Linked DNA regions of Homo sapiens: region 2 is linked to region 1. A link is a loop called in an ENCODE intact Hi-C map of the cell type or tissue named here. Cell type or tissue: endothelial cell of umbilical vein. All regions are shown on one strand. Each heading gives the region's core, and the rest is flanking DNA. Links, peaks and the distances in the headings are about the cores only.

Region 1 (11,357 bases), core at 6,064-11,063:
ACAATGCCCAGACACCGCCGCACACTCAGGAAATACTAGCAACCAGCACACAGAAATATTGCAGTAATATCATTAAGTTTACCCCATCAACTATCCACAAAACCTCTGGCGGCATTCCAACAGTTACACCTAAGCTGTAATGTTACTTATCTTTCAATTCTAATAGTTGAGGCACTTCAGATCCCATAGATCACTTACCTGAGGGAATAACAAAAGAATTTAAAGTGGTGTTGCCCTTTTTGCAAATATAGCCCAGTTTCTGAACACATTCCAGATTTTCCCATTTAGCATTTTTTCCAGGATTTAGTGACACACAGCTTTTTCCAGGTTCAGCTGATGGACTTCCTTCGAGGAAAAGGAAAAGTTAAAGTGGACTATTATAGCTATTCCCAGCAGATAGCATCCCTCCCACGTCTCCTCATGTCTTCATCCTGGGGATTCAATGGACCACCATTCTGTCTTTTGCTACACATTCACAAAAAAATATTTACTGACTGCAGAGCAAAAGACACGATGGGTGTCTATTGTTTTCTTATCGTTGGATCATTCCAATACTTAGAATGTTGATAAAGCAAATATACTTCTTTGAAACAACCCTTTCCCCCATTATCAGCTAATAAAGCTACACCTTAAAACTTGAACAGTTGTCACAACGGATTACATTATCAAAGAGAGGTACCTAATGAAAAGAATGCATGATTATGCCGCCATAAAAAAAAATGAAATCATCATGTCCTTTGCAGCAACATGGATGCAACTAGAGGCCATTATCCTAAGCGAATTAATGCAGAACAGAAAGCCAAATAGCCATGTTCTCACTTCTAAGTGGGAGCTAAATACCGAGTACTCATGGACACAAAGATGGCAACAACAGAAACTGGGGACTATGAGATGGGGGAGGAATGGAGGGTAACAAAGTTTGGAAAACTAGCTACTGGGTTCTATGCTCACTGCCTGGTTGATGGGATGGATCATTTATATCCCAAACCTCAGCAACATGCAATTTACCTAGGTATGTAACAACCGTGTACATGTATCTCTGAATCTACAAGTAGAATTTATTAAAAAGAAAGAATACATGATGTTCCAAACCTGCCACACTAAACATTATTAGGGCAGGGCACGGTGGCTCACGCCTGTAATCCCAGCACTTTGGGAGGCTGAGGCGGATGGATCAACTGAGGTCAGGAATTCGAGATCAGCCTGGCCAACATAATGAAACCCCATTTCTACTAAAAATACAAAAAAATCGGCCGGGGAGCTGGCGGGCACCTGTAATCCCAGCTACTTGGGAGGCTGAGGCAGGAGAATTGCTTGAACCTGGGAGGCAGAGGTTGCAGTGAGTGGAGATCACACCACTGCACTCCAGCCGGGGTGACAGAGTGAGACTCTGTCTCAAAAATAAAAATAAAAATAAATGGAGGAGAAAAAGCTAATGGGAGAGCTAGATGGGCAGCATGCTGTGCTCCCAGAACTAAAACTGTCTCAATATCTTCAACTCAGCCTACTGAAGAAGACTTTCAGCAGCTATGCCTTATCCATTTCTTAGTGGAAACTGATTAAAGAACCAGATAAAGTCAACGTTGCTAAAGGGATGAATGTAGGCATTGATACATTTCACATGCGTTTTGCTACTCTAATATATGATTTAAAAACCAGTACTCCCCAAACTAGCTTCACCTTCCACCTGAAGACAGGGTGAATGAGCCACATTCTGTTAATACCTATGCTTTGTGACCTCCAATGTGTATGTAACCTGTGCCTGAATGTCACTTCCTTTCCTGCAAGACGGAAATCATATTACCTGCTCCACAAAGTCTGGAGCAGGTAATAACCTAAATAACCTTTTTAAAGTTTTGGTGGTATTCTTTGTGTGGTAATTAAATGATTTTTTTAAAGTTTATTTAACTACCACACAAAGAAAATAATGGTTAGTAATAAGCATTAAGTTATCTTTTTTTTTTCTTTTTGAGATGGAGTTTTGCTCTGTCACTCAGGCTAGAGTCCAGTGGCGTGATCTCAGCTCACTGCAACCTCCACCTCCTGGGTTCAAGCAATTCTCTGCCTCAGCCTCCTGAGTAGCTGGGACTACAAGTGCCCACACCATGCCCAGCTAATTTTTGTATTTTTAGTATAGACGGGGTTTCACCATCTTGACCAGGCTGGTCTTGAACTCCTGACCTCGGGATCCACCCGCCTCAGCCTCCCAAAGTGCTGGTATTACAGGCGTGAGCCACTGCACCTGGCCAAAGTTATCTTAAAGTTAGTAATAAGCATAAAGTTATCATAAAGTTAGTAATAAGCATAAAGGTATCTTAAACATTTGCTGATACTGTAACTAAAATAACAGGATAACTGAACTAACAGATAAGGTATCAGCACTAAAAAGAAACTTTCAAACAAATACATTTCTAGCTCTAAGTTATTAATTGATGTGCTAATTAGTAAATCATATTACACATTTATTTATCAATACAATACCTCTCTCAACTTTGAGACATCAACTAGTGGTTTTGATGTTTACCATAGTTATTATATATTTGAATTCACACTTGTACATCATTTATGCAAAACATCCTCACTTCAAAAGTGAATATATTTTAATATTTTCATTACTTGGTAATTATTCAATTGAATGCTTGACTGAACAAATATGAAACCGATTTTTAATTTCCACAAGATCTCTAATTTTAGTTGGAAGAAACTCTCATACTATTTCGCAAGGTGATTTAATCTTGCACCTACTTCTTAGGAATTGAAGTTTAATTTTAGAAAGCATTTGCTTCCCTTTCTTAATCATATTCCACTTTCATTCTTTACTCCACCCAAAGTTAACCCGGAAGTTTTCTCCCTGAACTCGTAGGATGCAAGCGGTTAAATATAATCATCACCCCCAAGTGAATAAATTAAATGACTGCCTAATATGTATAAAAATTTAGCAACACAAAGAAGAATAAATTCTAGTCCCCTAATAAGTTTTATTGTCTAATAATCTGATTGAGGCCAACTAGTATTCTCTAATTGCATCTGGCTGAATAGGTAGACAGACACCTAAATTTTCACGCACAAAAAAGGATATTTTATATGTATTCCCTTGCAGTAAGTCTTCCCATATTCCAGAAATTTTTACCTTCCATGTTCCAGAAAAAAATAGAACTGATTATTGGCTCAAGACTTGAGTGACAGCACTGTAACCATCATATGTTGAAGTAACGCTTTGAAACTGGAATTTCAGAGTAAAATCTAATTTATTTAAGCCAAAATATATTCTCTAAAAATTTTCTCGTGTTTTAGCATCTATTTGAAATATTATTTTATTGAAGTTTTTCTTCTTTTAATACAATAAACCAATATAGAAAATGGAGATTTTCGCCAGGCGCAGTGGCTCACGCCTGTAATCCCAGCACTCTGGGAGGTTGAGGCAGGCCACATCACTTGAGTTCAGAAGTTCGAGACTGGCCTGGCCAATGTGGGGAAATCCCATCACTACAAAAAATTAAAAAATTAGCCAGGCATGGTGGTGCATGCTTGTAATCCCAGCCTCTTAGGAGGCTGAGGCACAAGAATGACTTGAGCCAGGAAGGCTGAGGTTGCAGTGAGCTGAGACTGCGCCACTGCACTCCAGCCTGGGCAACAGAGTGAGACCCTGTCTCAAAAACAAAAACAAACAAACAAACAAAAATGGAGAGTTTAGTTTTCTAAGCCAAATGCGAAAACCACTCAATGGCTTTAAAAGAGAAGTCTGACTGTCTGAAGAACACCGTATTATAATGGTATGGCCCATAGGAGATTTGATAAGATGTGACCAATATGATACTTCTCTCCTTTCCCACACCCACGGCAGACGTCACTAATCATTAATTGCACTCTTTCCTAAAAAAAAAAAAAAAAAATGGCACTGGGGTGGGATTGAGGGGTGGGGATTGAATTTATACCCAATAGAAGGCCTCAAGTGGCTACTAACGCCAGTTGGTACTGGTGAATAAGAAAAACTTTATATCATTTTTTTGTTTTCTCTAAATAGTTGCTCAATATGTAAACTTATTTTATATTCTGTTACTTTCATGTTATGACAATGTAGAAATAATTAGTTCACAGCATTTTCTATCCTCTAAAAAAATTAGAAAGCTGTTGTAGGTTTTATCATCCCCAACTCTGTTTTTCTATAAACTACTGTTGAGAAACCTCTAATGAATTTTTATGCTAGTATGGAATATCATAAGCTGTAACTGAGATAGTATTTTTAAGCCGATGTTATTAAATCAAAAACAGGAAAAGTGGGTGTTAATGTAGATGTTAAAATCACTGTCACAAGGACAGCAATATTGCAAATACCTCATGACTCAAGGTACAGTCATAAAAAATCTCTCCAACCCAAAATAATTTCAATCCACTTGTCAAACTTTACAAAGAGATGTTGGCTAATCCTCTCAAGGATGTTGACAAAGTCAATGCAACAGCAAGTATATAGTAACAATGCAAGTAGCATATTTAGTAAATCATGTTTAAGAGTAGCCACAACATCTGCTTTTGAATATAGTACCCAACACATCAGGGATACTCTGAGAACTGAAACTTTAAACAGAGACCTTTATTGTTTTGTGTGAGAATCCTGGCAGACAAATCCCTATCCCAGGAAGCTGGTATAACCTTACAATTCAGTAAATGGAAATCTAGCATAGATTTCAAAACAAGGTGAAATGAACTGTATTTGATGAAGTCTCCCAATTCTTCTCTTTGAGATCAACAGGTGAGATAATAAACGTCTTCGGGGCGTCTAGATGACTTAAATTTGGATTAATTCGACACAAACAGGCTTAACCCTACCTGGTAACCAGTTCAAATATCGGAAAGGACTGCGGTCACTCCACTGCCAACCGCTGTTGAAGCTCAGACTGTTAAGTCCAATCCAGAGTCCTGAGGTCAAGGAACTGGTTAATCCTATATTTTTAAAGAAAGCAAAACAAACAAACAAGAACTTGGCATTCAGAAAACAGTTGAAATTAAATTCAGAACTAAGTGCTTGAATCAAAATGTCACTGAGGGAAGTAACAATAATCATGCCTACCATGTCTCCTTTGATTCTCCTGACAACCTAAGGCAAGTAAAATTATTACCTTCACTGATAGGTGGGGAAACGGAGGCAGAGGCAGCATAGGTAATCTGGTAAGATTTTTAAAGTTCCAACCCAGATCTAATGAGGCTTCAAACCCCATCATCTTGACTATTATCTACTTTCTCAAGGATAGTGTAAAGTCTTCTTGTGTGAATATGAATAGGTGTTACCTCCACTGCATATTTCAAACCTTATTCTAAGAATTTTATTTTATCATTTTTTAAAGTCAATTTCTCTTCTTCGTTAACATGATGATTAAATACTAATCACTAAGTGCTTATGCTAACACCAAGGATGCTTTGCTTAAGCAGTGAAGAAATCAAAAATACAATGTTTCCAATTCTGTTCTAGGACTGATGTGGAAGTCATAAAACCAGAAACAACACGGACCTCAGCTCTTCAGCGGTAAACACTCTAACCTATTATTACCGCTCTTTTTTTTTTTTTTTTTTGAGTTGGAGTCTTGCACTGTCGCCCAGGCTGGAGTTCAGTGGCTCAATCTCCACTCACTGCAACCTCCTCCTCTCGGGTTCAAGCGATTCTCCTGCCTCAGCCTCTCGAGTAGCTGGGATTACAGGTGACCGCCACCACGCCTGGCTAATTTTTTTTTTTTGTATTTTTAGGAGGGATGACATTTCACTATGTTGGCCAGGCTGGTCTCAAACTCCTGACCTCAGGTGATCCGCCCACCTCAGACTCCCAATATGCTGGGATTACAGGCGTGAGCCACCATACCCTGCCACCTCTATCTTTTTTGAAACCATCAATGAGAATTCTCTGTTCTGAGTTATTTTAATTGATCAAAAGCAATTAATTAAAATAAAAACTATCCTTTGGCTTTTAAAAACATTTTTTAAATTTATTTTTATTTTTTAGAGATGGAGTCTCACTATGGTGCTCAGGTTGCTCTCCAACTCCTGGGTCCAAGCGTTCCTCCTACCTCAGTCTCCTAAATAGCTGGGACTACAGGGTACACACCACTGTACTCAACAACCTTCAAAAAAATTCTTTAAAAGAATTTTCACAAATTCTTTAAAGTTGTACTAACTTAAATATAATTATCTTTCTACTTGCACAGACGTATTCTACAGGACATGCTCCTAAAAGTAGCATTTTAATACTAGCTATTCCCAAAACCAATTTACTCAGGGATTTTAAAAAACTTAATTACGAAAATAAGTGTATTTAAGTTTTAAAAATTATAAATAATTCGCTGATTAAAGAAGAACTGAAGTAGATATTGAGACTGCGTAACTAAATTACTATGTTTGGCATCATGAGAAATGATAATAGCTCTTTAAGAGAATTACCTTTTGACATCTTTTACCAGCTCTAAGTACTTATAAACTTGTCTTGAAGAACTGAATTAGTTAATACTTTTTAAAACAAGGCCTGACATATGGTATATGCCCCATAAATATAAGTTACTACTGTTATTATTACCATTATTATTATTATTATCAATAGCTTCATATTAAGGTTGGCAAAGGTGTGACTTAGAAGCAAAATTCAAATCTTGGGTTAAAATATATCTCTTAAAGCAGATGGGTGTTGTCCACAAATAATTTTCTCTAATATGCTTTTGTAATTTTATAAAAGAGCAGACCAAAATATTTTAGTATTGCTGCACAAAGCAACAATTCCACATGCTAAATTTTTGTTGTTTGTTTTGTTTCCAGACACCAACTCAAACCAGAAATTTTTTTTGTACAGTTGGGGTCTTACTGTAGTGCCCAGGCTGATCTCGAACTCCTGAACTCTAACAATCCTCCCACCTCAGCCTCCCAAGGCTCTGGGGTTACAGGCGTGAGCCACTGCGCCCAGCCTCACATGCTCAAGGCGTAACTTTTCTGCATATATTGTCTGAAATGGTTATATACCAACTTTTGAACTTAGATGTAATAGAAGATACACAAATGTCCAATATTACACTGTTTTTTTTACTTTCTTTTTTTTTTTTTAATTGAGGTCCAATGTGTTTTTCAGGCAGTACCAAAGGAAACTGGTAAAAACCATCGGGGAAACAAGCCAAATTTCACTTCCTATATCTTATTTCAGTTCTGTAAATCCTCATCCTGCACATACGGAGCCACAAATCTGATTCAGGACTCAGAGACTCCATAGAGCGTCCCAACATTTTTCGGGGTAGAAACAGAAGGGAAGACGATAAAACAGCTGTGGGTAGTGTGCAAACGTGTTGCCAGGCAGAAACATTTCACCTGGCAGATAATATGAAATCAGATCACCACCAATCTGGAACACATTTACTGGAGCCAGGAAATGTTGACAAAATTAAGGGTTCTCATCAGTGCTTTGGGAACCAGCGGATCCCCGGGTGTTCTGTGCGTGAGACACAGGCAGGGTGAAATGGAAGACAGGGCTGAATTCCAGTTCAGCTGTTTTCTAAACAGGAGGCATTAAGCAAGTTTCCTAACTTCTCCCTCCTAGTCTGTTATCTCATCTATACAGTGGGGCTAATAATATTTATTCATGAGGTTGCTGTGGGCTTTAGAACTAAAGCCCAGAAACTAGTATGTAGTAGCTCTTCAGTAATTGGCAGACAATTTAATTAGAGTCATCAAACCAGGTTCTACATTTTTAAAAAATGATACTGACTGGCCGAGCATGGTGGCTCACGCCTGTAATCCCAGCACTTTGGTAGGCTGAGGCTGGTAGATCAGCTGAGCTCAGGAGTTCAAAACCATCCTGGGCAACATGGTGAAACCCTGTGTCTACTAAAATACAAAAAATTAGCCAGGCTTGGTGGCACATGCCTGTAGCCCCAGCTACTCAGGAGGCTGAGGCACGAGAATCACTTAAGTCCTAGTGCCACTGCACTCCAGCCCGGGCGACAGAGTGAGACTTTGTCTCAAAAAAAATAATAATAATAAATAAAATAAAATAAAATAAAATAAAAAGATACAGACTTTTCAAAACCCTCACATAAAAGAAAACTTATTTTAAAAGTGTAAATATTTTGTAGGTTGTTTTTTCATTTTAATGGCATATTTTCCAAAATAGAGTGGATTGCAATTACACACTCACACCACTGTTTTCTGGATTATTCCCCAATATATCTCAATCAACACTGAGTATCATCCCTTTCTTTCAAATAAACAGTGGGGAGGGAATATCTTTCCCCTATTTTTTAAATTCCCTGTCAGAGTTTTTCTTGTCCTAATGCCTGACATTTTTTACTTAAAGAAAGGCAGGAAGTACTACAAATCTCGTTAGAGATGCCATTCTTATCCAGATGCCAGTGAAAATTTGCTGACTGAAATTCCGGAGGCTTGGATAAGATTCAAGTAAGTATCTGAGGTGAACCCAGCCTCTGGATCTCCTGGGGCTTGTTTGCTGTCCTGATAGACACAAGAAAAGCCCTTGCTGATTAGGGAAGCATTTCCTGCAGCTCGAGTCCGATAGCAGAGTCCGGGAACCAGGAAATGAGTCTGTGCTTGGGCAAAGCCGCTGTCCGCTCAGATCACTTGCTCCTTCTCTGTAGCTGGTGGAGAGCGCACAAAGTAACCTGTGCTCTGTCCCCAGGCTTCCAAGAGATAACACACCCCACAAATAAATTCAAACACAAAAACCAAAAACACATCAACTGAAACCATTTCACCTCTGCACCTCTGATATATTTTCTTTCCTTTTTTTTTAAATTTTTATTTATTTATTTATTTTTGAGACGAGTTTCACTCTTGTTGCCCAGGCTGGAGTGCAATGGTGCGATCTCGACTCACTGCAACCTCCACCTCCCAGGTTCAAGCCATTCTCCTACCTCAGCCTCCCGAGTAGCTGGGAATACAGGAGCCTGCCACCGTGCCCAGCTAATTTTTTGTATTTTTAGTAGAGATGGGATTTCACCATGTTGGCCAAGCAGGTCTCAAACTCCTGACCTCAGGTGATCCACCCACCTCGGCCTCCCAAAGTGATGGGAATACAAGGGTGAGCCACTGTGCCCAGACCACCTCTGATACATTTTCTCTCGTGCCTGCAAGTCTGCCCAAATAACCACAAGACTGCCTCGAATCATCTTTTCTATTCCTTAATCATCTACATAAATTTACTTTTGTCTATTCTGTACTTTCTCCTCTTCCTCCTTATTTTTGTGCATGGTTGTAAATATGAATCACTCTGATCCTTTCTGTTCCACTATTAGAAGGGTCCCAAAGGCTAATGCAAAACAGAATAATTGAGCAGACAGAGGAAGAACCCTATCTCTAAGACTATGAATCCACAGTGACATCATATTGCTTTTCTATCCTCGGTCTCCTTAATAATAACTTATAGGAGAGATGTGTTCTGGTTGGTGACGGGTGTCATCTGAAAATAGCTGGAAAAAGGTAGGTGCTAAGAAATGAGGCAAGGTAGGGAGTGTGCTCTTGCCCTTGTATTGGCTCACACACATTAGCTCTTTTAACAGACAAGGTCACCAAAGCACAGGTGCCTCAGCAAATCCCCACAAGCTCCCCCAGTTTCACAGAGCTGGGACCTAGGCAGTCTGGCTGCAGAATCTTTGCTCTCAGCCTCTCTGCTCTGCTGCCTGGTGTTAGCACCTGGATACAGCAGGAACTAACACAGTGTTTTGCCAGATATGGTCTTTCAACCAGCTGCCCCAGAATCACCCAGGAGTTTGACAAAAGGCAGATTCTTGTGCCCTGTGTCACACCTACTGATCTAGAGTCTTCGGGATCTCAGCCCAGGCATCATCACTTTAACAGAATTCCAAGGTGATGAATAAGCCACTTCACACAGAAGAACCACTGCATTTACTGTCTTCTTGCCATGACTGTCTAGTTTTCCAAACAGGAGACTGAATTTCTAAGTATTTTTATTTTGTTGCATGTTAACATGTCAGTCAGCAAATGTTTGGTGAGACCCTTCCTTGGAAGGCTCTGTGTGAACCTCCTTGGGGGAAGAGGGGTCATAAATATTCACAAGACATTCCCCGTTTTCAGCTATTTCCCCCTCTGACGCGATCTCCACATGGCCTTCAGTTTGCTTTCCATGCAGGACTTATTATAATTGGTACCTATTCATTTGTTTGTTTTCTTGTTTACATCTGTTTCTTCCCATTGGACTTTTAAGCTGCATGTGGACAAGACAGGGTCAGCTTTGATGTCCCCAGGACCTAGCACAAAGCCTGGCACATGGGTACAAGATATCTTGGGAATGAATGAATAAGTAAATAAATAATAACAAATTAATGTATTTATAGTGTTGTCAAGGAAGCAGGACATATGTGTAAGTAGCTATTATACTAATAAAAGTGGTAATAAGCAAATAAGAGAAATGCAGATGGAAATAGAATTGCATTTCAACTGTACACAATCGTGAGAATTCCAGGCAAAAGAAATGACATGGGAAAAGATGTGAGGGTGAGAATGGATGAGGAAAAACAAGGAATCCAAGACTGACTTTTCTTTTGTTGTGACCGCAAAATGCAAGACCGGGAATAGTACAGATGTTCAGCAGGTGGCAATCTTGAATGTCAGGCAAAATGTATTTTGTTAATTATTTGATGGGAAATGAGAAGCCACAAGGGGTTTTTTGAACATGGCAGTCATAGGAGCAGAGACAGACTAATATTAATATAGCCGTGTCCAGAAAAACTGGAGGGAGGAGATTTTGGGGGCAAGAAATCGGGGATGCTTTTGCTCCCACACTAATTTCTGATCCTAATCTCTCTGTTTCCCCAAGTGTATATTTTAGAAGCTAAAACGGATACTCTCTTCTCAAGCAAACTTTAGCCCTTTTAGTCTTCACAATCTAATAAAAACAGATATTTTAAAAACAAACACATTGGCCAGGCACGGTGGCTCACGCCTGTAATCCCAGCACTTTGGGAGGCCAAGGCAGGTGGATCACCTGAGGCCAGGAGTTCATGACCAGCCTGTCCAACCTAGTGAAACCCCGTCTCTACTAAAAATACAAAAAATTAGCTGGGCATGGTGGCAAGCACCTGTAATCCCAGCTACGTGGGAGGCTGAGGCAGGAGAATCATGTGAACCCGGGAGGTGGAGGTTACAGTGAGCTGAGATTGCGTCATTGCACTCCAGTCTGGGCTACAAGAGGGAAACTCCGTCTCAAAACAAAACAAAACAACACAACACAAAACAAAACAACATCAAAACCAAACACATTGTGGAAAGAGTATCAATAAAACCTGAAAACTGGTAGAGCCTGGGGGTTCGAGGGACAGGAGGCTAAAAGAACTCAGGGTTTCAGGGTTTCAAAACAG
Region 2 (11,357 bases), core at 3,371-8,370, 68 kb after region 1:
TAGCCAGGCATGGTGGCACATGCCAGTGGTCCCAGCTACTCAGGACACTGAGGCAGGAGAATTGCTTGAACCCAGGAGGCAGAGGTCGCAGTGAGCTGAGATCATGCCATTGCACTGGCCTGGGCAACAGAGTGAGAGAAAGAGAGAGAGAGAGAGAGAGAGAGAAAGGAGGTAGGGAAGGAGGGAGGGAGGAAGGAAGGAAAAATGATACTATTCAATGCAACTTCAACCACTGTTGCAACTTTTTGTGGAAAAGGACAGGCTGACAATAAAATTTATATGAAAATTAAAAAGGCAGGAAATTCTGGAAGAAAAAGAATAAGCTAGGAAGATTTACTCTTCTGGATATAAAGAACTAGTATAAAGCTGCAAGAACTAAGACAGTGTAGAGTTGGCATAGGAATTATGTATATCTACACTTGATTTATAACAAAGGTGGCACAGCAGAGAAATGTGGGAAGGATGGATTTTTTAGTAAAATGGTGCTCGGTCCATTGAATGTTATGTGGGGAAAAAAATTAACTCACTGCTGTACAACATATACAAAAATCAGTTCCAGATGTATTGTGAATCTAAAAAAGAATGAAGAAACAATATAGCTTTCAAAATATAATTAGGAGGCTGGGCACAGTGACTCACACCTGAAATCCCAGCACTTCAGGGGTCCAAGGCAGGTAAATCACTTGAGGTCAGGAGTTCAAGACCAGCCTGGCCAACATGTTGAAACCCCATCTCTATTAAAAATACAAACATTAGCCGGGTGTGGTGGCACATGCCTGTCGTCCCAGCTACTTAGGAGGCTGAGAGGTGAGAATCACTTGAACCCAGAAGGTGGAGGTTGCAGTGAATAGAGATTGCACCACTGCAGTCCAGCCTGGGCAATAGGGCAACACTTCATCTCAAAAACAAACAAACAAACAAACAAACAAACAAAAATATATATATATGAAAGATTTTAAGACTTTGAAATTCAGATTCACAATGACAAAATCTTCTACAAGTGAGTGACCCAAGCACTATCCATAAAGGAAAGCAATAAACTGGACTATTTTTAAGTTAAGAACTTCTTTTCATCAAAAAGATATAAAAGTGTGAAGACAAGTTACATAAAGATATTTGCAATACATATAATCAAAAAAGGCTTGTATAATCTGAATATGAAAATAAGTCTTCCAAATACGTTTTTAAAAGATAAGCAACACAATAAAAAATGGGCAAGATGAAAAGATGCTCAACATTGTTAATTACTGGAGAAATGTAATTTAAAAGTACAGTGAGATTCAGGATCGTACCCACCAGAAGAGCTGAAATAAAAAGACACAATGATGCCTGGAGGGGTGCCTCACACCTGTAATCTCAGCATTTTGGGAGGCCGAGGCGGGTGGATCACCTGAGGTCAGGAGTTCGAGACCAGCCTGGCCAACACAGTGAAACCCCGTCTGTACTAAAAATACAAAAATTAGCCCATAGTGGTGGTGGGCACCTGTAATCCCAGCTGATGGGGAGCCTGAGGCAGGAGAATCGCCTGAACCTGGGAGGCGGAGCTTGCAGTGAGCCAAGATCACACGCACCACTGCACTCCAGCCTGGGCAACAGAGAAAGACTCTGTCTCCAAAAAAATAAGAAACAACGCAAGCGCTGGTGAATGCTCCTTCTCTGCTGGTGAGTTCTATAGAGATGCTATAGAAATCAGTACAATCTGTTTGAAAAGCTGTTTGACCTTATCTCTCACAATTTAACATTTCAATATCTCATGATCCATCAGTTCTGCTCCTGCATACATAACCAACAGAAATGCTTGCTCATGCACACCAAAAGACATATTCACAGATGTTCACTGCCGCATTCTCTGTAATTGCCAAAACTGGAAACAACCAAGATGGCGACCAAGAGTAGAACAGATAAGTAAATTATGATCTTTTCATAAAATGTAATACTCTACAGCTGAAAACGAATGAGCTTCAGGTATTTACAGAAACAGGAATGACCCTCACAACCATATTTTAAATAAAAGAAGCCAGACATCATTTGATTTCTCCTTGGAAAAATTTCAAAAACAGACAAACTAGCCTGCAGTATCAGAAGTCAAGTTAGAAGTGACTTCTGGAAAGGAGGGAAAGGGAGTCATTGAAAGGAGCATAAAAAAAGAGTGAGCAAGCAATGGGTTTCTGATACAAAAATAAAATAAAATAATAAATAAAAATAAAGGAGTGTGGGCATGGAGCCGGCCAAAGTTTCCTTCTTGACCTTGACTTGAGCGATGCTTACCCAGGGGGTTGCTTTGTGGTATTCCATTGTTACTGTACTTGTATGTTTCGTGCACTTTTCTGTTTATGTGTTATACTTCGGTGAAAATTAAGTAAGAAAAAAAGGAAAGGAAAGAAAAAGATGTAACAATGGAAGAGACATCATAAAAAAGAGCCAAAAAGGGCTATCGAGCTCCAGATATGCCATCAGTTTACCGCAGTGATGTTTCTTAAAAGGTTGTAAACTAAATTTTTACAGCTTTTGAGAACCTTCCAAATGATTTACAAGGTCTTTGAGAGGGGAAAAGACAGATCTAGATTGAAATATTCCCTGTTGCAGTTCACTGGAAGCAAAGCACATGTGAGTAACCTCCCAAAATTATTCTATGCCTTCATACATTGTCCTAATTTAGCATCTATGATGTATTCTAGCAGCACCTACAATGCATTCTAACAACCATGTAATTTCTAATGTCATACATTACTCGGTACTGCCCTGTCTCACAACACTTGTGATACTTGTTCTAATTGCCTGTTTATTTTTCTCTCTAATGTCAGAAAATTATATGAGAGACTCGGCCATATTTCCTGGGTCCCCTATGCCCTGTACCTAACAGTGCCTGGCCTGTAATATATACTTAATGAATATTTGCTTCACATACAAGTGAAATATCACAAGGTAAATTAAGTAATTTAGTAAATTAAGTATGCTTTGGGAAAATAAAAGTTATCTTCCACAGCACCTTGCAAATCAATAAGATTAGTGGGGCATTCTTCTCTGACCTTCTTGGATAATGAAGTACTTACAAGCCTGAAAGTTCTGCCTAAGATATTCCTGCCCTGCTGGTTTCTATCCAAGATCTTTTGAAGCTATATTTAGTCAAAACATAAACTCAGTATTATTTTCAAATAAATAACACATGCAAATTATTATCAATGGACATCTTATCAAAGGTATTAAAATGTAAGTGGTCCTTCCCTTAGATCTTGTTGTATTCATTTACAATTGAGGACAATCATGAAAAACATCAGGTTGGTAGAAGAAACAAATATAGATCAACTTTCACATTTTTCACTTTTTAAACGTTCAAATATCATTACTGTCTCACACACAAACACAAAATTAATTTTTAAAAATTGGCTACTAGACTTTCCTTCACAATCACAGAGGTAACAATGATCTCAGTACTTTAAATAACATATATTGCAACCTGGAAGAAGATTGGATTACATAGATGTCAAGAAATTTGTTGAGCACGCTGCTCTATCAAATTCCAATAACAAGAAATTATAAAATCTCATAATCTTGTAGCAGAAGAAATCAAAAATTCCATACCTCAGTCACTGCTATGGAAAAGGTGAGGCAGGGCAGTGTGGTGAGGACCACACACATCATCAGAACAGGTCTCCTAGCAAAGGAGAAAAAATAAGCCAAAGCAATCATGGACAAGATCGACAGTTCCTCTTACATTTTGCTAATTTTGCAGTTCCTGTTCCATTCATCTATAGTTTTTCTAAGAAGCTGCTGCTTCCCTATTTCCATTTCCCAAATGTTTGCATATGGCAAAGAGGAACACGCGCAGAAACCAGAATGCTTCTTCTAGAACAAAGGGGTGAGAGATTTCCAAATAATTAGCAAACCACAAACTATTAAAAGCATCAAATCGCAAGTCAAATGACATTCAACATGTTCATAATTCATTAATTAAAATCCTGCCCAAGAGGTCAGGCTGTAGTGACCAACTGAATAAATGAACAGCATGACTTTCAAGTTATATTATATCCCATGTTGTAAAATTTATATTTCAAAAAGTACATTTAGAGATGATAAACTATTAAATATTTAAAGATCACTTAAAAACATTTACATTTTTTTACTAGAACCAAAAAAAACCATACACACATAAAAATGACATAATTTTTCAAACTTGTTTTTGGACCACTTCTTAAACCTTGCATGATCAACCAATCAAATAGCTATTGAGATATAATATGTAGAAAATAGTATATCTTATGACACAGAAAATTTAAATGTGGCCGGGCACGGTGGCTCACGCCTGTAATCCCAGCATTTTGGGAGGCCAAGGCAGGTGGATCACGAGGTCAGGAGATCGAGACCATCCTGGCTAACATGGTGAAACCCTGTCTCTACTAAAAATACAAAATATTAGCCGGGCGTGGTGGCGAGCACCTGTAGTCCCAGCTACTCAGGAGGCTGAGGCAGGAGAACGGCGTGAACCCGGGAGGCAGAGCTTGCAGTGAGCCAAGACTGTGCCACTGCACTCCAGCCTGGGCGACAGAGCGAGACTCTGTCTCAAAATAAATAAATTAATTAATTAAAAAAATAGAAAATTTAAATGTATGTTTAGCATCCTTAATTTATGGGACAAGAAAAGATACCTGCTCAAAGGTTTTCTACAATGAAATATTTACCTCCTCTTTGATTCGTTAATATATATTATGTTAATTCCATTTATATAATGTTTTCTATGTACAAGCAGTGTTGAATGCTTTCAAATTATTAATTTCTCCACAGTCATAAAAAAGAATGAAATCATGTCCTTCGCAGCAACATGGCTGTAGCTGGAGGCCACTATCCTAAACGAATTAACTCAGGAACAGAAAACCAAATACTGTATGTTCTCACTTATAAGTGGGAGCTAAACGTTGGGTACTCATGGACATAAAGGTGGGAATAGACACTGGGGACCATTACAGAGGGGAGGGTGGAAAGGGGTCAAGGGTTGAAAAATTACCTTTTGGGTACTATTCTCACTAACTGGGTGGCAGGATCAGTCACACCCCAGACCACAGCATCATGCAACATACCAGTGTAACGAACATGCACATGTACCTCCTGAATCTAAAATACAAGTTGAAATTATAAAGAATAAAATAATAGAGAACAATTTCTCTTTGGCGCTGTCTTGCCTCCCCCATCCCAGCACCATCTTAGATGTCCTAGGTGTAAATATAAATTAGAAGATGAGATTACCCCTCTCTCATGGCCAGACCCAGTATAACCTGGCTAAGACCAGCCTGATGGAATTTTCAACTGGTAGCTTTGTCTGTTTGTCTGAGCCAAGATCCAAGTTCCTACAACACTAAGTTCTCTAAGTAAGATTGGACAAGCCACTCATAAAGTTCTCTTCTTCTCAACCTGACCTCTAAACGATGACAATGCCCCAGAGATTATTCCCGGGCTTGTTCTTTATCTATATTATCTTCCTGGATTATCTCATCCGTTCCCATTGCTTCAAATACCACTCATTTGCCCAGGACTCCACAATATATTCTGGTGTTTTTCCTGAACTCTGACTTGTCTACCCAACTGTTAGGCACTTCCACTTGGATGGCAAAGACACAACTCAGACTTACCATGTCCGAAACAGAACCCAAGTCCTCCTCCATACTTGTTCCAGCCCATCATCTAATCCTGTCTGATTTACTGCCAAAGTCCACTTCAAACTCCTTTTCTGCCAACACCATAGTTCATCCACTGTCACCTCTCATCTGCCGTATTTCCTAACTGGTTTCCTGTTGGTGGTTCTATTCTTGCCTAGCAACATTGTCTTCACGTTTTTTAAATGAAGTCATGCTTTTAAAATGTAAAACACGTCTTGTCACTGCTCCAATGTTGGGGAAAGGAAGGGGTTATTGGTTAATGGGTATAAAGCTTTAGTCCTGCAAGATGAAAGAGTTTTGTGGATGGATGGTGGCAACAGTCACACAACAATGTAAATGTACTTAATGCCACCGAACTGTACCCTTAAAATGATTAAGATGGTAAATTTCACATTATATGTATTTTATCACAATTTAAAAAAATCTTTGATGAACACACAATGTAATTAGAAGAAAACTGAAACTTATTACCCTAGTCTACATGCTGTACATGATATGGTTTCTCTCTTATTGCTCCTACTCTCATATATAGTATAGGAAACACATACAGGCACACACACACACACACACACACACACACACACATGAGTTGTATACATAGCCCTATGACTACCTAGAAATCTGCTGATTCTTTGTTTATTGTTTGTCATCTTCCTCTTTCCTCATCCCCCGAGGTAAGTTCTGTGGAAGCCCGGACCGTATCTGACTTGTTTGCTACTTTATTTCCAGCAACTAGAATAATGTTTCTGAATCATTTTTGTGCGATGAAACTTCGGAGAATCTAGTGAATCCTATGAAACCTTCTCAGGACAACATTTTTAAATGAGTAAAATAAAATATACAGATTTTTAGAAAATAAATCAATTATATTGAAATTATCCAAATTTTAAAAATTACCTAAAGTCTTTTTTAAAAAAATTGTATACAGTTTATGGTTCTTTTTTAAAGAATTATGTAGTAATCCAAATTCTTTTTAAAGTTTAAACTTGGATGAGAAACAATTTAATCATTTCTTTCATTAACCTCATAACAATATATGTGCCTATCTATGAACACATTGTCTTTTTTTTATTTTCTTTGAAGCAGGCCAGGCCTGGTGGCTCATGCCTGTAATTCCAGCACTTTGGGAGGCCAAGGTGGGTGGATCACTCGAGCCCAGGAGTTTGAGACCAACCTGGGCAACACAGCAAATCCTCGTCTCTACAAAAAAAAAAAAAAAAAAAAAACCACAAAAATTAGCGAGGTGTGGTGGTGTGTACCTGTAGTCGCAGCTACTTGGGAGGCTGAGGCAGGAGAATCTCTTGAACCCCAGGAGGCAGAGGTTGCAGCAAGCCAAGATCACGCCACTGCACTCCAGCCTGGGTGACAGAGCGAGACACTGTCTCAAAAAAAAAAAAAAGATGGGGAGTACTTAAGATCTAGTAAAAATTGTAATCACTCATAATTTCAAGATAGTGAAGATCATAAACCATATACTGAAGTCTCTCCTACAACCGTTGTGACATATGAAAAGATCTGTGATACATGGTCTGAAAAGCTCTATGTAATAAAGTTACAGGTCCTGCTAATATTACTGTGGTTTGTTACCAACATCCACATCAGAAAAGACTGGTAGCTTTCAATTAGAGGTTAATGAAAGAAACAATGTAAATTGTTTCTCATCCAAGTTCAAGAACTTCATGATGCTAGAGAATGTCCAACACATAGTAGGAATTCAATAAATACTAAATGAAGGGACTCATTAATAAATAAATACAACCCAAGTCTATGTTTTATTTAACCAGAAGTTATGTTAATCTGTGTTTGAAAATCTTGACTTACTGCTCGTATATGCTTATATATATATATTTTTTGAGATGGAGTCTTACTCTATCACCCAGGCTGGAGTGCAATGGCTGATCTCAGCTCACTGCAACCTCTGCCTCCCAGGTTCAAGTGATTCTCCTGCCTCGGCCTCCTGAGTAGCTGGGATCACAGGCACATGCCACCACGCCTGGCTAATTTTTGTATTTTTAGTAGAGACGGGGTTTCACCATCTTGGTCAGGCTGGTCTGGAACTCCTGACCTCGAGATCCACCCACCTCGGCCTCCCAAAGTGCTGGGATTACAGGCGTGAGCCACCATGCCCGGCTGGATATGCTTATAATTTGTTGAGTATTATGGGTCAAATGGTGTCTCCCCAAAAAGATATGTTGAAATCCCAAACCCCAGTACTTCAGAATGTGATCTTATTTGGAAATAAGATCTTTACAGAGATAATCAAGTTAAATAAGATCATTAAGGTGGGTCCTAATCCAATATGACTGGTGTTTTTATAAAATTGGGGAAATTTGGTGACAGAGTTGCACAGAGGGAAGACTGTGAAGAAACTCAGGAAGCATATCATGTGATGATGAAGGCAGAAATCACAGTGATGCATTTACAAGCCAAGAAACATCAAAGATTGCCAAAAAAAAACAACAGAAGCAAGGAGAAAGACATGGAACAAATTCTCTCTCATATCCCTCGGAAGGAAGCAATCCTACCAATATCTTGATCTCAGTGTTTTCAGCTCTGGAATTTTGAGGCAATAAATTTCTGTTGCTCAAGCCATCCAGGTACTTTGTTGTCGCATTTCTAGGAAACTTAACGCCAATTTTGCGACTGCAATGTGGAATGCTGCTGTAACACCTAAAGATGTAGAAGTGGCTTTGGAGTTGAGGAATGAGTAGAGACTGGGAGAGTTGTGAGAAGCACAATAGAAAAAGCCTAGATTGCCTTGAAGAGACTGTTGGTAGAAACACAGGTGTTAAAGGAGATTCTAGTGAGGGCTCAGAAAGAAAAGAGGAGGGATATAGAGAAAGCTGTTAGCATCTTAGAGAGTAGATACATTGTCATGAACAGAGTATTGCTAGAAATATGAATGCTAAGGTGCTTCTGGTGAGGTTTAAGATGGAAATGAGGAACATATTATAGGAAACTGGAGGAAGGGTGATCCTTTCTATGAAATGGCAGAAAATTTGGCTGTACCGTGCTCTGTTGGATAGAAAGTAGAACTTGTAAGTAATGAACTGAGATATTTAACCGAGGATGTTTCTAAGCAAAGTGTTGAAGGCACAGCCTGTTTCCTCCCTGCTGTTTACAATAAAATGTGAATGAAGAAAGAGAGATAAGTTGAAAAAGGAATTTTTAAGCAAAAAGGAACTAGAACTTGAAGATTTGACAAATTCTCAGGCTATCCATATTGCAAATGATAAGAAACTATGCTCAGAAGAGAACACCAAGGCTGTGGTTTGTGAATCCAGTCAACCATCTCAGCAGAAATACTGCTGTCTTGGACTGAAGGTTGCAGAGGTAAGATGAAATGAAGGAATGCTGTTGGACTTCTAGGACTCCAGGGAGAAAATGGGTTGATGGAGCTATTTGGCTGCAAATGTGTTATCTTTCAGAAAAGGGAAAAATGACTTTGACAGTGGTTCCAAAGCCAGGGAGACTGGTGCTGCAACCACAAGCCCAGAGGCGCCCAACTTAAAACCACAGGGCAGAGCTATGACCATGCAAGGCTGAGGGGTTGGGGCCACTACAGTCATAGGCCTGGATGATGGGCTCAGGAATCAGCATCAAGACACAGAGGATTATTTTTAAACCTTAAAAGCTAACGGGATTTTCCTTCCTAGCTTTTGAACTTGCATGGGACCCACGACTCCTGTTCCCCTTCCAATTTCTCCCTTTCAGAATGGTAATGTCTATCCTGCTCCACCATTGTATGTGGGAAGCAAGTAACTTTTTGTCCAGCTTCACAGGTTTGCAGATGGAAAGAAACTCTGACCCAGGAGGAATCATATCCCAAGTCTTGCCTATACCTTGTTTGGATGATTTTGAGGGAAAGTTTTGGGATTTTGAGTTGATGATGTGTAGTTGAGATTTGGGACTTAGAGTTGATGCTGGGATGATTAGGACTTTTGGAGGTGTTGAGATGAATGAGTCTATTTTGCACACCAAAAGAACATGAATTTTGGGAGGGTCAGAGAGTGAAATCCTATGGGTTGAATTATATACCCCAAAACAGACATGTGTAAGTCCCAGCCCCCAGTACCTCCGAATGTGACCTTATTTGTAAATAGGTCTTTATGGAGGTCATCAAGTGAAAACAGGGTGTAAGGGGAGACTCTGATCCAATATGACTGGTGTCCTTTTAAAAAGGGAAAATCTGGGGCTGGGCGTGGTGGCTCGTGCCTGTAATTCCAGCACTTTGGGAGACTGAGGTGGGCAGATCACAAGGTCCAGAGATCAAGACCATCCTTGCCAACATGGTAAAATCCCATCTCTACTAAAAATACAAAAATTAGCTTGGCATGGTAGTGCGCGCCTGTAGTCCCAGCTACCCGGGAGGCTGAGGCTTGAATCTGGGAGGCAGAGGTTGAGGTGAGCCAAGATCGCACCACTGCACTCCAGCCTGGGAGACAGAATGAGACCCCGTCTCAAAAAAAAAAAAAGGGAAAATCTGAAAACAGACATGCAGGTGGGGAAGACTAAGCGAGGACACATAGGAAGAATGCCATGTGAAGATGAAGGCACAGATCAGAGTGATGCATCTACAGGTCAAGGAACACCAAAGATTGCCAGCAACCACCAACAGCCAGGAGAGAGGCACAGAGCCTTCCTTACTTACATCTCTCACAAGGAACCAACCTTGCCGTCAGCTTGATCTTAGACTTCTCACCTCCAGAACTTTCAGGTATTTCAGAATTTGAAACAAATTTCTGTTGTTTAAGCCACCAAGTTTGTGATACTTTGTTATAGCAGTCCTAGGAAGTACTACAAATAACAGAATTTAGGTTGGAAATACAACAGACACTTCTTTGAAAGACTATTCATGCTGCAAAGAATGCAAGTTTGCGACCACAGTAGGATTGGCTAAAGAAAAGGATACGTGGGCATGGTGTAATTTCCACATGAAAGACTGAGTTAGGGTACTGCCGATAGATCTCTGTGTGCATCATAATAAACTGGCAATGAGAGGGACCCTCCTAGGAATGGGACCTATTAACGATGAACTCAGTAAGCTCAGCCACATTGGGTTACAAATTCCTGTTTGTGCAGCAAGGATTCTGGCCCTGAGATTTCTCATAGAGGAAGCATGGTGGGTGGAAAGGATCAGATGAGAACTTGGGAGATGACACTCTGCTCAGAAACATAAAACTTTTTACCTAACTCATGAAGTTAACGTTTCCCTGCCCATCTTTCAAGGCTCTCCAAAATCTAGTATTAACATTCCAACATATATTAACACTCAGCTCTTTACGACAACTCAATGAGTTCATATCATGCCACAGGCTAAGCGCTACAGGAAATAATTTTACATACGACAACCCCACAACAACCCTCTGAGTGAGGTATCAACCCTTTTTTTACAGGTGATGAAACTGAGGTTGAAGGCTGAATTAATTTGCCCAAGATCCTGTGGCTGGGAAGTGAAAGATGAATTCTAATCCAGGTCTTGAGGACTCCAAAACTCACGCCCCTAACCACTCTGCGATGCTGCCAACCCATTTCTCACCACCTGCTCCTTTCTAAGCAAGTAGGTCTTTTCCCACCTCTTAAATAATTCACTATATCAACTCATTCCTCATACTCATCCTCCTCCTCTGGATGCCCTCCCACACCCATCTTTCCAAGCTCAGTGAAAATCAAGATTTCCTTATGAGACTTTCTCTGATTACTCCA

The links. Hi-C counts contacts between places; a loop is a spot of excess contacts. Peaks named below come from ENCODE experiments on the same cell type or tissue, not always from the same donor. Only the 100,000 strongest peaks of a DNase experiment are listed, where the experiment ranks them.
Region 2: it touches region 1 in a loop (4-fold over the local background); 2 of 110 quality-filtered maps call a loop at or near these places.

The regions. Positions count from the first base shown.
Region 1 is chr10:17,834,277-17,845,633 of GRCh38, reverse strand. MRC1 (mannose receptor C-type 1) reads right to left here. Exons shown (of 30, transcript NM_002438.4): 5 at 4,828-4,941; 6 at 199-345. MIR511 (microRNA 511) reads right to left here and starts at 527; the gene lies at 441-527. In endothelial cell of umbilical vein, for the core only: no CTCF peak of the experiment used is centred there; a DNase peak (open chromatin) is centred at 8,473; H3K27ac peaks cover 896 bases.
Region 2 is chr10:17,763,607-17,774,963 of GRCh38, reverse strand. It overlaps TMEM236 (transmembrane protein 236), which reads right to left. Exons shown (of 4, transcript NM_001098844.3): 2 at 3,583-3,655. Among named protein-coding and RNA genes, the nearest start is that of TMEM236, 17 kb to the right of the region's middle. In endothelial cell of umbilical vein, for the core only: no CTCF peak of the experiment used is centred there; a DNase peak (open chromatin) is centred at 5,773; H3K27ac peaks cover 1,472 bases.